Linked DNA regions of Homo sapiens: all the other regions are linked to region 5. A link is a contact called in ENCODE Hi-C or POLR2A ChIA-PET data. All regions are on one chromosome and are shown on one strand. The core of a region is the stretch at or near the end of the contact, and the rest is flanking DNA. Distances in the headings are between cores, read along the strand shown. Region 1 holds the start of GARRE1 (granule associated Rac and RHOG effector 1). Region 2 holds the start of FXYD5 (FXYD domain containing ion transport regulator 5). Region 3 holds the start of UBA2 (ubiquitin like modifier activating enzyme 2). Region 4 overlaps GRAMD1A (GRAM domain containing 1A). Region 5 holds the start of ZNF181 (zinc finger protein 181).

Region 1 (2,700 bases), core at 41-2,540, 480 kb before region 5:
CGAACTCCTGACCTCAGGTGATCCACGCGCCTTGGCCTCCCAAAGTGCTGGGATTACAGGCGTAAGCCACGGCGCCCGGCCTCCTTCAACGCTGAGTAATATTCTATTGTTATGTTTATACCACATTTTGTGAACCCATTCACCCGTGGATGGACATTGGGTTGCTTCCACCTTCTGACTAATATGAACATGGGTGTACACATTTATATCCACTCTTGCCTCCCCTCCGTAGTCCTTCCTTCTCCACACTGCATCTAGAGTAACCCCTTTACACTCTCAAGTATGGACAAATCACCTCTTGCTTAAAACTCATTAGTTTTGCAACACTGTCAAGTAAGACCTAACTTCTCACCACTCTGATTTATTATTGGAACACAAAACTGGGCCATGCTCCGTGGCTCAAGCACTTTGGGAGGCCGAGGTGGGCGGAACACCTGAGGTCAGGAGTTTGAGACCAGCGTGGCCAACATGGGGAAATCCCGTCTCTACTAATAACACAAAAATTAGCCGGGCGTGGTGGCGCACGCTTGTAATCGCAGCTATCCGGGAGGCTGAGGCAGGAGAATCACTTGAACCCGGGAGGTGGAGGTTGCAGCGAGCCAAGATCACGTCACTGCACTCCAGCCTGGGCGATAGAGCAAGACTCCGTCTCAAACAAACAAAACCCACAGAACTGGAAGACCCTTGCTGCTGCTTCTGCGTAATGTGTTCTCCTCCCTTCTCGTTTTTTTTTTTTTTTTTCTCCCTTCTACCCCTTAGGACCTCAGCTCCTGCTCTTTCCCTGGGGGAATTCCGGATCACTCTCCTTTACTAGGTCAGGGTACTCTCTCCCTCCCTCTTACTCTTTCCCCTCCTACCACTTGTCACCATTGGTACTATATTATCACCCGGATATGTGACAATGGTATTGTGTATTTACCACTAAGGAATAAACTTATGAGGGAGAGAGCACTACCCGTTCCTGCAGTGCCCGTCGGGGCCTGGCATCTAGGAAACACTCCATACGCCAGTAATCGATTTCAGTCAATTTCAGTAATAAATCCAGGAGGACGCAGCCCGACCCCTCCCGCCCGGGGGCCAAGCCATGGTGGGGGATCTGGGTGGACCTCCGGCTCTGGCCGCCAGTCCTCAACCTCCGCCCCGGCCGTCCCGCTTGGGGGCCCAGGGTCCCAGGAGAGGAGGCTCCGGGGCGCCCCCTCCCCTCTAATGCGAGAGGAGAGTCCGCTCTAGGCGCGGGATCCGCAACCTCCCCGCGTCCGCCCGAGGCGGGGGCGGGGCCGGACCGGAGACGTAACTTCCGGTGTACACAGCCGGTCCAAGGCGGTGCGCTGGGGGCCGGGGCGCGTCGCAGGTGAGGAGCGGGCGCGGCGGGCGCAGGCGGGGGCTGGCGGGCGGGGTCGGGCGGTGGGCGGTGGGCAGCGGGGCCGCGGGCCGCAGCCAGGGCAGACGGCGAGACGGGCCCGCGGGGCGCCGCTCCGCTCGGGGCCGCAGGGCGCGGGGCCGTGGGCTCCCGCCCCTTGCCCGCCCGCTGTGGAGGACGCCGGGCTTTGCGGGCGCTGGCCGGCCGACGGAAGCCCGGAGGGGCCTCCTGGCGCGAACCCGGGACCTGGGGGCGCGTCGGAGACTCGGCGGCCGCGGCACCGCAGGGGCGGGTCGGCGCCCGTCAGGCGGGGAAAGGGGACGCTCCCTCGGTTCGCCGGGGCCCGGGAGGTCGCGCTGGCGCCAGGACCCGCTCCCGGAAGCCCGCGGAGGGAGGGCGGCCTGCTGGCGGCAGGGGTCCGCTGGGGCTAGCCGGGGAGGCGGCCCTCACGCCATCCCGGGGCTGCCGGGCGGGCTGCGCGCACCTTCCCGGCGGCGCCAGGCTGCCGAGGAACGCGCTTTTCCGGCCCTGCGGAGCCAGCTGGCGCATTGGGCCCGAGGGGAGGGTCCGCGGGGACCGGGAGGGCCGGGGCTGAGCGTGGAGGACCCGAGCCCGAGGGACGAGCGCAGAGTCAGGGGTGTGTCTTTCTGCGCCGCGCGGTGCGAGGAAAGAAGCGTGCCTGGTTGGCATGATAAGAATTTTGTTTAGACTTTTTAGAAATTTTCCAGAGACTCAGCTTTGGGGGCCTCCAGTTTGAAAATACCTTGTTCTGGTCCCTCATCCCCATTATAAAAGCAGTTAATTCTCCTTTCCTGGCAAAACACTCAAGACGACACAAAAAGTCTTAAGGTAGAAAATGACAGTCATCTGCCAGTCTACCATTCAGTGACAACCACTGCTAACATTTTGGTGATAATCAATAAATACAGATAGGTATTGTTATTTTTATGGACTTTACAGTATGTGATTTAACCACCGATGAGCATTGAGATAGTTTCCAATTTGTCACAAGATAAACAATTCTGCCGGAAGGATTTGTTTGATATGGTCTTTTTTTTTTTTTTTTAATAAGAGACTGTTGCCCAGGCTGGTCTCAAAACTTCTGGCCTCAAGCGACCCTCACGCCTTCGCCTTCCAAAGTGTTGGGATTACAAGTGTGAGATATTACACCTGGTCTGATTGTTATCTTAGAATAAATTTACAAATGGGGTCAAAGGTAACTTTATTTGTTTTTTTTTGAGACAGTCTCCCTCTGTCACCCAGGCTGGAGTGCAGTGGCGGGATCTAGATTAACTGCAACCTTAGCCTCCCGGGTTCGAGCGATTCTCCTGCTTTAGTCT
Region 2 (2,700 bases), core at 85-2,584, 420 kb after region 5:
CACTTATGGATGCGTGGGGCAGCATGGGGGTTGGCCTTGTCACCTGGGGCACAGCTGAAGACTTTGCACAGGTTTCTGGTCTATCCTAGGTGAATGATGGTCTGCAGCGGGTGGGGAATGGGGGACTTCCCGTTGTATCCAAATGTTCAGGACAGGGAGTGTAGGAAAGGAGTGAGGGTGTAGGAGGAGATTGCAAATGGGAAGGGAGATGGGGACTCCCTTTCTGGCAGGCGGATAGCCCCAAAAGCCCAGGTTGGGTCTGGGGTCGCCAGCCCCGTAGCAGGTGTTTCTCTCCATGACAGCAGCCAGGAGGTGTCCCCAAGGGAACAAGACATTAGAGTGTGGGAGGCAAGACAGCTCCTCAGTGTTAGCTCTGGGGTGACAGTCCCTGGGGTCTGGCTTCCATGGTGCCGGGGAATGGAGAGCCAACGAGCTGTGGGGAGGGAGGCAGTTTCCACCTTTCTAGTGGCTCACGCACCCCCTCTCTCCCCAGCCCCTGGTGGCGGCGGCGTGTAACACCTTCCCGAGGAAACTCCGCTGCCGACCCTGCCTGAGCGCGGGAGCCTGAGGACCGGGTGGAGGCGGTGGGGACCCAGCCGCGCGCCGGGAGCGCTCCCCGGAATGAGCCGCCCCACCCACCCCAAGGCTGGAGCCGCTGCACCCTGCTGTCCCTCTCCAGGCCTTGGCAATGACGATCCCCCAAAGAGCCCGTCTGCACCCCAGACCCAGGGCCTCAGGCCTCCAGCTCCTGGGATCCGGGAGTCCATCCCGGCCCAGCACCCCCAGCATCCCCGTGTATGGCCCCCCTGCACCTCCTTGTCTCATCCCCGAAGATCCGTCCCCCTGGCCCCTCAGTGTCCATGTCTTGAGCTTAATAAATGTGCATTTGGTTTTTTCCTCTGTTCTGTCTGTGTGTTCTCATCTGTGGGGCACGGTGTGGGTAGGGGTGCAGAACTGAACCTGGGGTAGCTCTCCCCTGCGTGCCCGGAGTCGCCCCCTCTTCATTCTCCTCCCCCAGTGCCCCGAGATGCCCCCCTTCAATCCCTTCTCCTTCCTCAACACCTCCGGATTTGTCCTTTCCCTTCCTCCAGCGACCCCAGAATAGAGCCCTCCCGTTTCTCCCCCTGCTCTCTCAGAGGCGTCCACTCACCCTAGACCTGCCTGCCCCATCCCCGTTCCCACCCTCTCCCACCACTATGCCCTCACCCCTGCCCCCCGTCGCCCTCAGCGATTCCCCCTCCTGCTCCCACCCCGGGCTCTGAAGCCAGGAAACCCAAGAGGAAATGACTGAGCCCGTCTGGGTCCCCGCCCGCTCGCGCTCCCCTGGCCACACCCTCCGCCTGGACGCAGCAGCCACCGCCGCGTCCCTCTCTCCACGAGGCTGCCGGCTTAGGACCCCCAGCTCCGACGTAAGTCCCTCTCGTGCGCCACCTCCATCCGCTGCCCCTCTGCCCACGGGCCGGGCTCAGGTGGGTAGGGGTTTGACCCCTTCCGCTCCTCTCCGCCCCCCATCCACGCCCACATCTCTCTGCCTCCTCTCCTGGGCTACAGTGGGCCGCTCTGCCTCGCTCCCGCCCGCCTGCCTCAGTCTCCCCAGCTCTCTGCCACCCCCCTCGGACCAGTGCCTCTTAGGTCTCTCCAGCGCGCCATCCCTGCAAGGCGGCCCCTGACACCAACTCACTTTTTCCTCTGAGCGCGGGAGGCGTTACTCACTCTTCCTCCTTCCCCTCCTCGCCGACTCCCGGGCTCTGGGCCCCTGGGGGAGGGAAGAGGCCTCCTATCTACTCCTCTGCCCCAGTCCCCTCCTTGCGTCAGTCCCAGTGAGGGATAAGCGCCTGGCGGAAGGCGCAGGGAGGTGTTTCTCTGCTTCAGGAGTGCCCGCCGGCCCTTGCAGCTGCTGGAAGACCCATTTATCTCATGCTTCTTGTTTTCTTTGGGGACCTGCAGGGGAAGGAAGCAGGGTGACGGTTTGGTATCCCCACCTAAGACCCTCCCCTTTCCCCTGAGGCCAGCCGTCAGCCCCTGGCAGGGGGTCTTGGAAGCCAGAGGTTTTTGCTCAGGGCAGGGAAAGGGCTGCAGGATCCCCGGGGGCTGCCGGAGGTCGGTCTCACTGACATCATGGCTGACCCCAGCATCGCCTGGTCCCACAGATGTCGCCCTCTGGTCGCCTGTGTCTTCTCACCATCGTTGGCCTGATTCTCCCCACCAGAGGTAAGACCCATCTCTGGCCTCCACCCTGCCCCAGAGCCCCCAGCCAGGCCAGCCCCACGTGTGCTGCGGGGTGGGTGGTTGGCCCGTGTGAACGTTGTCCTGCCCTGTCACCCTCCCGCTGAGCCGGCACCAGGAAGTGGGGATCCCTATGGCGGGGCGACGTTACACCCTCTTTGGACACCTCAGACCCGGGTGGCTGCTTCCAGTGAGTCTGGCCAGGGCCTGTCCTGCTGAGCATCCTCCAATTTCACCTCCAAGAAGAACTCACTGAGTTTCATTTGGCGGGGAGATTGGTGTCGGTTTTCTACTCAGCAGCCAGGAAACCTAGGCTCCCAGAGTCCCCAGGCATTACACAGTTAGGCAAAGCTGTTGAGCTGGGGTTAGTCCAAAGAGTTGGCAACATCTCAGCCTTGCCTGGAAAGTGTCTCCTGAAAGATGGGAACCACAGGGGGGTATTGATCGTTCTTTCTGTGTGGCAGGTGTGGTGTG
Region 3 (2,700 bases), core at 37-2,536, 310 kb before region 5:
GGTTTTTTTTTCTTTTTTTTCGAGACAGGGTCTTGCTCTGTCTCTCAGGCTGGAGTGCAGTGGTAAGGGCATAGCTCACTGCAGCCTCGACCTCTCAGGCTTAAGTGATCCTCCTGCCTCAGCCTCCTGAGTAGCTGGGACTACAGGTGCAAGCCACCACGCCCTCTAGAGAAGCTTTGCTTTGGAATCTTTACCTGGAGTGTGTTGGAGTGCTTGTTTCCCAATCCCTTGATAAGTGTTACTTATTTTTTCTTTCTACCAGTTTAGTAGGTGAAAAACTTTTTTTTTTTTTTGAGACAGAGTCTCGCTGTATTGCTCAGGCTGGAGTGCAGTGGTGCAACCTCCGCCTCCTGGGTTCAAGCAATTCTCCTGCCTCAGCCTCCTGAGTAGCTGGGGCTACAGGCTTGTGCCACCACCCCCAGCTGTTTCGGTGTTTTTTTTTGTTTGTTTGTTTGTTTGTTTTTTTGAGACGGAGTCTGTTGCCCAGGCTGGAGTGCAGTGGCGCGATCTCGGCTCACTGCAACCTCTGCCTCCTGGGTTCAAACGATTCTCCTGCCTCAGCCTCCCGAGTAGCTGGGATTACAGGCGCACGCCACCACGCCCGGCTAATTTTTGTATTTTTAGTAGAGATGGGGGTTTCACCATGTTAGTCAGGCTGGTTTCAGAACTCCTGACCTCGTGATCCACCCGCCTCGGCCTCCCAAAGTGCTGGGATTACAGGCGTAAGCCACCGCGCCCGGCAGGTGAAAATCTTACCATTTTGCATGGTTTACATTTTTTTCTTTTTTGAGACGGAGTCTTGCTCTGTTACCCAGCCTGGAGTGAAGTGGTGCGATCTTGGTTCACTGCAACCTCCACCTCCAGGGTTCAAGCGATTCTTTTATGGTTTACATTTTAATACGCTTATTGATCATATTGTCCAATTTTTTGTGAGTTTCCTGTTCACATCCTTTGCCTATATTTTTTTGGGGGTGACACTTGTTAATTTGTAAGAGCTCTTTACGTATAGGGACATCAGTTTTCTAACCTGTAAGGAAGTCTTGGCTGGGAGTTGAAACCCCAGGCTAGAAGGCGACCCTTAGACTTTTTAGGTCTGATGGCGGGCCTATGCTGGTGTGGGAATAACACCGCCGGTCTCAGCTGGAGGTCGCCAGCCCTTTGCAAGAGCCTGCCGGTCCCCGCGGGCTGCAGCACACCCCGGCGCGATGTGCCCTGCCTGTGTCTGCCGGAGGCTGTAGTGCGCAGGAGCGGAAACCAGGCCGCCCTTCCCCCACCCGCTTCCGGCCGCGGCTCGGTTCTCCCGCCTCCGCCTCCGCCGCGGCTCGTGGTTGTCCCGCCATGGCACTGTCGCGGGGGCTGCCCCGGGAGCTGGCTGAGGCGGTGGCCGGGGGCCGGGTGCTGGTGGTGGGGGCGGGCGGCATCGGCTGCGAGCTCCTCAAGAATCTCGTGCTCACCGGTTTCTCCCACATCGACCTGGTGAGGGCCGGGCGCGCGCGCGTGAATGGCGGGCTGTGGTGCGGGGGCTGGGATTCGGGGGTTCCGGGGCTCCAGGGGCTCTGAGGCTCAGGGCCCGGAGCCCGGGACCGGAGTTGCGGAGCGGGGGCAGGCTGAGAGGCTCGGGTTGTGCCCCCCCCGCGGGAGGAGACTGTTCTTTGGGCACGGGGCGGGCCTCCGCTCGCTGGGCCGGCTCCGGACGCCGAGGAGGCCGCGGGCCCCCGCCTCCCCGGCAGCGCCAATGTGTGGCGCTTCGTGGGCGTGAAGCCGCCTCTTATCCTCCCTTCAAAACAAATTCCCGGCTGTTAGGAGATGCGGGAGAGGATTGAGTCCCTCGCGGATGTTGTGACTTTAATTTTGAGGTCCCTGTCGTAACTCCGAAGTAACGACGCGGGGCGGAGGATGGCAATGATAGCGACCAACGCGTCCCGAGCGCTGGTCACGAGCGGGTTTACACACGGAACGCGCACCATCTTCATACCACCCGAGGAGTGCAAACGCTATTTCCACCCTGCTTTATTTTTAACAGATGAGGAAAGGGAGACGCAATGGGGTTGAGTAACTTACCCTGGGTCACGGAGCGAGTGGCAGGGCTCCCGCAGGCTGCGTGACTGTCATTGCTCTCACAGTAGACGGTACACTCGCTTGTTTCATTAAAGACGTTAGGACTGTGCCTTTTGCATTGGTGTACGTTGACAAGCCAGTGCTATTTTGAATCGTTATTTCTACTAATGCAAACTTTTTAGAGATTGGAGATGTTACTGGCCCTTCGGTGTGAGTTTAAAGTGTCTTAAGGGCTAGTGGAAACATGGAATGAACAAAAAAGTACGGGTGGCCGACTGAGTCATTGTTTCTTTCCTTTATGTATTATATATTTAAGCAAAAATTAGATAAAACTTAAAACATGATACTTTTTTAACCATGTGTAAAAGTTTCCTTTCACAGTTCTCAGGTTAATAGTAAATGAAATTGTGTATGGATGAAGGCTTGAATTAAGGGAGGCAGCAAAAATTCAATAAACGTTTGCCATGTATCATTTAAGAAAAAGAACAGAACCTGGGCAACATAGAGAAACCCCGTCTCTACAAAAAAAGAAAATTAGCGGGGCGTGGTGGTGTGCGCCTGTGGTCCCAGCTACCCGGGAGGCTGTGTCAGGAGGATCGCTTGAGCCTGGGAGGTCGAGGCTGCAGTGAGCTGTGTTTGCAC
Region 4 (2,700 bases), core at 153-2,652, 280 kb after region 5:
GGACATGAATTGGTGTAAACCGTCGTAATTCTTCCCTGGGGCTGGGAATGATTTTCACCCTGAAGGACATCCAGGTTCCACTGGCAGCGGGGGAGTGTGGATAGAGGCTGGGAGGTCATCACAGGATGCCGGCTATGGCTGGTCCACAGCACCTCAGAGAGCCCCAGCCCCATCCTCCGGCTGAGCGGCACTCACGCGCTGCCTTCTCAGAGGCTCCGATGTCCCTGGAGCAGGCAGGAGTGCTGAGGGTCCCATTCAGCATCCTGAGAGAGGGACAGCGCACAGTCAGGCCCTAAGGAGGACAGGGCAGAGCCCCGGGATTCCAGCCCCATCCCCTGGGGCAAGTGATTGAACCCCATCTGTCAAATGGGGGCCATCCCCACTTCACAGCACCCAGAATTTTGCCCAGAATAAGTACTCAGTCATGTCAGCTCTTATGAGCAGAGTAGCCCAGCGGTTAGCTCCCTCGCCACCCCCTCTGCCCCCCGGCTGTAGACCAGCTCCCCTGGGGTCACATCTCAGCACTGCTACTTCCTGGCTGGACCCCAGCATGTCACCTTGCACTTCTCAGCACCATTGTCTTAAAAGGATGATGAGGTTAGCACCTACTTTCCAGATGGTTTTGAAGATACAGTGAGTTAGTACATCTGTAAAGTGGTTAGAAGAATGCACCTAGTTGACCAGGTGGCAAATGTCTGCTGCTATCATCACTTACTGTTAACTGTCATCACTGTCATTCAGCCACTCTGGCCATGGGTGGCTGAAAGCTCAAGGCTCCCGAGGACACCTGGGAAAAGATTCGGGGGGCCACGATGGCATAGGCATGGGAGACTCAGCCCTGGAGTCTGGCAGGGCTTGACCAAGTCACTTGGTGACCTTGAACACATGACTTTCCCTACATGACTTCCCCTTCCTGGGACTCCGTATGCTCTGTAAAGATGGGAACATTCATGGCTGGGCACGGTGGCTCATGCCTGTAATCCCAGCACTTTGGTAGACGAAGACGGGCGGATCGTGGTGCCCACGAGGTCAGGAGTTCGAGACCAGCCTGGCCAACATGGTGAAACCCCGTCTCTACTAAAATTGCAAAAATTAGCTGGGCGTGGTAGCACGCACCTGTAATCCCAGCTCCTTGGGAAGCTGAGGTAGGAGAATCGCTTGAACCCAGGAGGGAGAGGTTGCAGTGAGCTGAGATCACACCACTGCACTCCAGCCTGAGCGACAGAGCCAGACTCCATCTCCAAAAAACAAACAAAAAAAGATATAAAAAAAATGGGAACATTCTCTGGCCAGAGTATTGTGGGGACTTGGGAAGCAGGAAGTTTGAGTCCTGGGCGCAGGCCCTGGAGGGGCTGTAGCAGGGGATTCCCCGCTTGCTGAGGCCAGGTCTGGTGCGGGAGATCGTGGCTGCCTCCTTGTGGAAGCCAGGGGAACTGCGGAGGCCGAGGGCTGGTGGGGAATCTGGCGGGCCGGGCTCTGGCTGGGGTGAGATGGAGGCCAACCCCAGGTCCCGCCTCCCCAGACGCTGAGTCCCCGCGAGCTCTGGCACCTGGTGCATCAGTGCTACGGCTCAGAGCTGGGCCTCACCAGTGAGGATGAGGACTATGTCTCCCCCTTGCAGCTGAACGGTCTGGGGTGAGTTGGAGGTCAAAGGAGGTTGAAGGGTTCGGGGGAGAACAGGACGGTCGGCGTGCAGAGTTCCTGGAGTGCTGGGGGGCCTGAGATGGTTGTATGACGTCTGGAGGATTCAGGAGGGTGTATGGGGTCTCAAGGACACAGCAGTCCCGCTTCCTCCCCTTTCCCACAGGACCCCCAAGGAAGTGGGAGATGTGATCGCCCTGAGCGACATCACCTCCTCGGGGGCAGCTGACCGCAGCCAGGAGCCAAGCCCAGTGGGTTCGCGCCGTGGCCATGTCACGCCCAACCTTTCCCGAGCCAGCAGCGACGCAGACCATGGGGTGAGCGGTGGGTTGGAAGAGGGGTGGGATACTGATAGGAAGAGAGAGGAGGGCTGGGGGTGCAGTGGGAGAAGAACAGCCTGACAGATTTGGAGGGGAATGGATAGGGGGACAGGGGAGGCCTGGATGGAGGAACAGGACAGGGAGGGGAAGACGGACATGTGACAGGGAAAGAGAGACAGGGAAGAGAGGGGACAGACAGAAAGGATGAGAGACAGAAGGGATGGGAGATGGGTGGATAGATGAAGCAGCAGACAGACAGACGGACAGGACAGGTAAGAAAGCTTATGGCTCAGGCATCTGAGACAAGCCTGGCAGGGGCTGAGAGGGGCCCTCATCTGGGTGGCCCCAGGCTGCTCGCAGCTCAGCCGTGAGCCCTCGGTGCACACACCACCCCGGGTCTGCACAGGCTCTGGAATCCTTGTGGCCAGTGTGGACTTGGGAGCCCTGGGGCTGGGATGGAGGTGGCCAAGGCTGCATCGGGCCTTTCTCCACAGGCAGAGGAGGACAAGGAGGAGCAGGTAGACAGCCAGCCAGACGCCTCCTCCAGCCAGACAGTGACCCCGGTGGCTGAACCCCCGAGCACAGAGCCCACCCAGCCTGACGGGCCCACCACCCTGGGCCCCTTGGATCTGCTGCCCAGTGAGGAGCTATTGACAGACACAAGTAACTCCTCTTCATCCACTGGGGAGGAAGGTGAGGCAGGCGGGCCCAATTCATTCGCCTCCGGTACTTGCAAGCC
Region 5 (2,700 bases), core at 116-2,615:
GGCCCAGCCCTGGGAGGCCCAGAGGAGCCTCAGGTCCTCAGGAAGGCTCCTGGCCCTCTTCGCCCTAGGAGGACCCCCCCCCCGCCCCAAGCCGGCTCCACCTGTAGCTGTGGGCGTGGGAGGGAGACAGAGCGCTCTGGCGGCCAGAGAAGGAAGGAAGATGGAGGGAGGGCGGACTTCTGCTCCCTGACGCTGCTGCTAGGCCCCCTGCGGCCCTCCTGGAGCCCACACCTTTCAGCTGCAGTCTCCCAGCCTTCGTCCCCAGGACGAAGCCCACTAAGCCAGTGCTTTTCCACTGCAGCTGGCTGTTCCGCTTGGGGAGGGTTCCCAGATTGTGCAAAGTGAGGAAGGGTCCCCTGTCCCTGCCCCGCAGGGCCCCCACTCCAGGCCTCCCCCATCTCTCCCTGTCTCTCTCAGAGGTAGAGGCAGCATTAAATTAAAATTTAATTAAAATATTAAAAATAAAGTAAAAAATTCAAATATACAACAGTAGACTGTCTGGCTTGCATACAAAGAAGGCCATTGCCCCTTTGGGTGAGCCGGGCAAGGTCAGGGTCTAAGAAGCGCCTCTGGTGAGAAGCGGTTGTCAGGCTCTGATGGCTGCGGGAGGAGTGACTCCTCCCAGGATGAGGGTCTGTGTCCTCTCAGTGCTCACTCAAGTTCCGTATTTCCAAGTCCTTCCAGGGGGCGTAACGCACGTGAGAACTGCCATTTCTGTCACAGATACGTGGCCGCATGCATTTCCAGGAAATGTCCTTGGTTCGCGAACTACAGCTGGCACAATCCAGCCCAGGGCGTTCTGTGAGCTGTAGTCTCCAGCAAGTGAATTCCAAAAAAACCTCAAAGACCTCAAAGACCATACAGGGTGGACAGCGTAGTAGCAGGGTTTGGGAAGAGAGGAGCTCTTTTGCTAGCAAAGGCGAGAGCTCGCCTGGTACAAGGTCTGCCCACGTCCCGGGAGATAAACATTAGTGTGAGCGCACGCTAGACCCAGAAGAGTTTGCCACGGCCGCACGGTTTTCTGGGAAGTGTAGTTTCTTGGTCCCGGCGCCATTGTCCTTAAAAGTAGAGGGTGGCCCTTGGTTCCGAGGTGTATCTTTCACCTCATCAGTATGACTATATGCCCCAGGACACTTCCCGCATGGTCCTAACTGCCGGGCTCTGGGACGACAGCCCCAGGCGGTTTAGTTTTTTAGGAAACCGAGATCTGTTTGCCCGCGGCGCCCCAGGTCCGCGCGGCCGCAGAGACTCCTGGGAAGTGTGGTCTTCCGGTACCTGCGGTTCGTTGCGCCTGGAATTTTGTCCCCTGCGCGGATGATTCTGGGAAATGTCGATCGGCTGTGGGCGGCGCACTGGGTCCGCCCCGCTGTAGCCTCAGGCCTGACGGCGACTCCCAGGCTCCGGGACGATTCTGGGCAGTGTCGTCCCCAGAGGTCGGCGGCCGTTGCCCGCTCACCAGCGACGCGGGGCGCCTGCGGGGACGGTGAGGCCCTGCTGAGGACTCCGGCCAGTATGAGTCCCGGGGGCGGCGGCGGGGCTCAGGCCCTGGGTCTGCCCCGCGGTGTGACCCCGGCCGGTGCCTTGGTTTTCCTGGCCTTCATGTCCTCCTATGTAAACGCGGGGTGATGACGGCGCCGACCTCTTGGCGCTGTTGTGAGAGTGAAGTGGGCGCGTGGTTAGACGCCAGCCACAGTTGTCTTTGGGTTATGTCGTCATGAAGCCGGCGCTCTACAGTTGTGTAACCTTGAACAAATGGGTTCAGTATCTTGGAATTTCAGTTTTGTCATCGTTTAAAAAATAGATCTGGAAAAATGTGAACGCACACCGTGCATAGTGGTGAAGACTGAACGAGCTGATAAAGTTTTTACCATTGTTTTATGAGGATTTTATTTACAGAGTAATTGATTTTCCTCGCAGGTGGCACCTGGTAAATGGTTAGCCCTTGCGGAGAAACACCCTGTTAGTTCCCAGGGAGAGATTGGCGCCCTGGAGAGTGATTACCAGTGTGCCTTTCCATTATGGTGTGTCACAGGTGCCGCAAGATAAGCCTGATTTTTCATGACTGCTTTTTCCTGCCCTTCTGTGCCCTCAGGACACTGCCCATCTCTAAGATAAGAGCCTGGAAAGAGGACTCTGTTGGCTGTTGGAAATTGCAGAGTAATGCCTCAGGTAGGTCGGTGTGTCCGCAAATCTTCCTGAAACACTTTATCAGGACTGTGTGTTTGCTTTGCTTCTCCTGCCTGTTCCCACCTAACCAAGTCCATTTAAGGGACTGGATCCATGGTTCCTTTCAGTATAGGAAGGACGGAGCCCACAGGAGAGCTCCAAGGTATTATCCTCCTCACCCAGTGTTCCTCTTTTCTACAGTTTTCTGCTAGAAGACTTTCTAGTCTTGCCAACATTTTAAAACTGTAATTCACAATGCAACTTTGGAATGTAAGGTTATTCGGTTTATGGTTGTCAAAACTGTACCATGTGGTCTCAAGTGAAGAGATGCTTGCAGTCATCCTTGATTCTTCCCTTTGACTTATACCTATATTCAGATCCTCTAGTTGGAGCTAAGCTATACACTGTATACAGAATCTGACCATTAGTTACCCCAGCACTACCACCACCACTACCACCCCGGTAGTGATAGCAATAAAGCCACCTGGATTATTGCGGTAGCCTCCTAGCTGGATTCCCTGCATCTGCCCTTAA

The links. Hi-C counts contacts between places; a loop is a spot of excess contacts on that map. ChIA-PET counts read pairs that join two places held with the same protein, here RNA polymerase II (POLR2A). Pooled maps may share reads with other maps.
Region 1: a pooled map shows a loop between it and region 5 (15-fold over the local background). The contact joins the promoter of GARRE1 here to the promoter of ZNF181 in region 5. A Hi-C loop is called at or near these places in 1 of 37 single-sample maps with no recorded cell type and 4 of 50 pooled maps. POLR2A ChIA-PET finds 5 or more read pairs at or near these places in 1 of 52 experiments (RWPE1).
Region 2: a loop to region 5 is called in a pooled map, with 4 times the contacts of the local background. The contact joins the promoter of FXYD5 here to the promoter of ZNF181 in region 5. A Hi-C loop is called at or near these places in 6 of 50 pooled maps. POLR2A ChIA-PET finds 5 or more read pairs at or near these places in 3 of 52 experiments (K562, activated CD4-positive, alpha-beta T cell and endothelial cell of umbilical vein).
Region 3: a loop to region 5 is called in a map of CD8-positive, alpha-beta T cell, with 9 times the contacts of the local background. The contact joins the promoter of UBA2 here to the promoter of ZNF181 in region 5. A Hi-C loop is called at or near these places in 2 of 168 maps with a recorded cell type or tissue (CD8-positive, alpha-beta T cell and naive thymus-derived CD4-positive, alpha-beta T cell), 1 of 37 single-sample maps with no recorded cell type and 11 of 50 pooled maps.
Region 4: a loop to region 5 is called in a map of CD4-positive, alpha-beta T cell, with 4 times the contacts of the local background. The contact joins the enhancer-like site here to the promoter of ZNF181 in region 5. A Hi-C loop is called at or near these places in 6 of 168 maps with a recorded cell type or tissue (B cell, CD4-positive, alpha-beta T cell, CD4-positive, alpha-beta memory T cell and 2 more), 14 of 37 single-sample maps with no recorded cell type and 18 of 50 pooled maps. POLR2A ChIA-PET finds 5 or more read pairs at or near these places in 2 of 52 experiments (CD4-positive, alpha-beta T cell and CD4-positive, alpha-beta memory T cell).

What each region holds. Positions count from the first base shown.
Region 1 is chr19:34,253,264-34,255,963 of GRCh38, forward strand. It overlaps GARRE1 (granule associated Rac and RHOG effector 1), which reads left to right and starts at 1,291. Exons shown (of 14, transcript NM_014686.5): 1 at 1,291-1,351. RefSeq lists an enhancer at 1,588-2,109.
Region 2 is chr19:35,153,401-35,156,100 of GRCh38, forward strand. It overlaps FXYD5 (FXYD domain containing ion transport regulator 5), which reads left to right and starts at 1,335. Exons shown (of 9, transcript NM_014164.6): 1 at 1,335-1,409; 2 at 2,151-2,211. The coding sequence starts at 2,151. It overlaps FXYD7 (FXYD domain containing ion transport regulator 7), which reads left to right. Exons shown (of 6, transcript NM_022006.2): 6 at 494-902. The coding sequence ends at 516. RefSeq lists enhancers at 303-1,167, 2,106-2,275.
Region 3 is chr19:34,427,095-34,429,794 of GRCh38, forward strand. It overlaps UBA2 (ubiquitin like modifier activating enzyme 2), which reads left to right and starts at 1,287. Exons shown (of 17, transcript NM_005499.3): 1 at 1,287-1,476. The coding sequence starts at 1,339. It overlaps LOC124904695 (a long non-coding RNA gene), which reads right to left and starts at 1,270. Exons shown (of 2, transcript XR_007067232.1): 1 at 1,028-1,270. RefSeq lists silencers at 1,175-1,414, 1,445-1,554, 1,625-1,784.
Region 4 is chr19:35,011,734-35,014,433 of GRCh38, forward strand. GRAMD1A (GRAM domain containing 1A) reads left to right here. Exons shown (of 20, transcript NM_020895.5): 8 at 1,523-1,635; 9 at 1,808-1,958; 10 at 2,456-2,654. Among named protein-coding and RNA genes, the nearest start is that of GRAMD1A, 13 kb to the left of the region's middle. RefSeq lists an enhancer at 1,143-1,222. Within about 2 kb of position 1,403, at least 19 of the 41 ENCODE cell types and tissues checked have a DNase peak (open chromatin) inside an H3K27ac peak, as active enhancers do; they include B cell and CD4-positive, alpha-beta T cell, where a contact is called at or near this core.
Region 5 is chr19:34,732,878-34,735,577 of GRCh38, forward strand. It overlaps ZNF181 (zinc finger protein 181), which reads left to right and starts at 1,366. Exons shown (of 4, transcript NM_001029997.4): 1 at 1,366-2,169. The coding sequence starts at 2,161. RefSeq lists enhancers at 214-273, 491-1,008, 729-1,118 and silencers at 1,399-1,448, 1,549-1,608.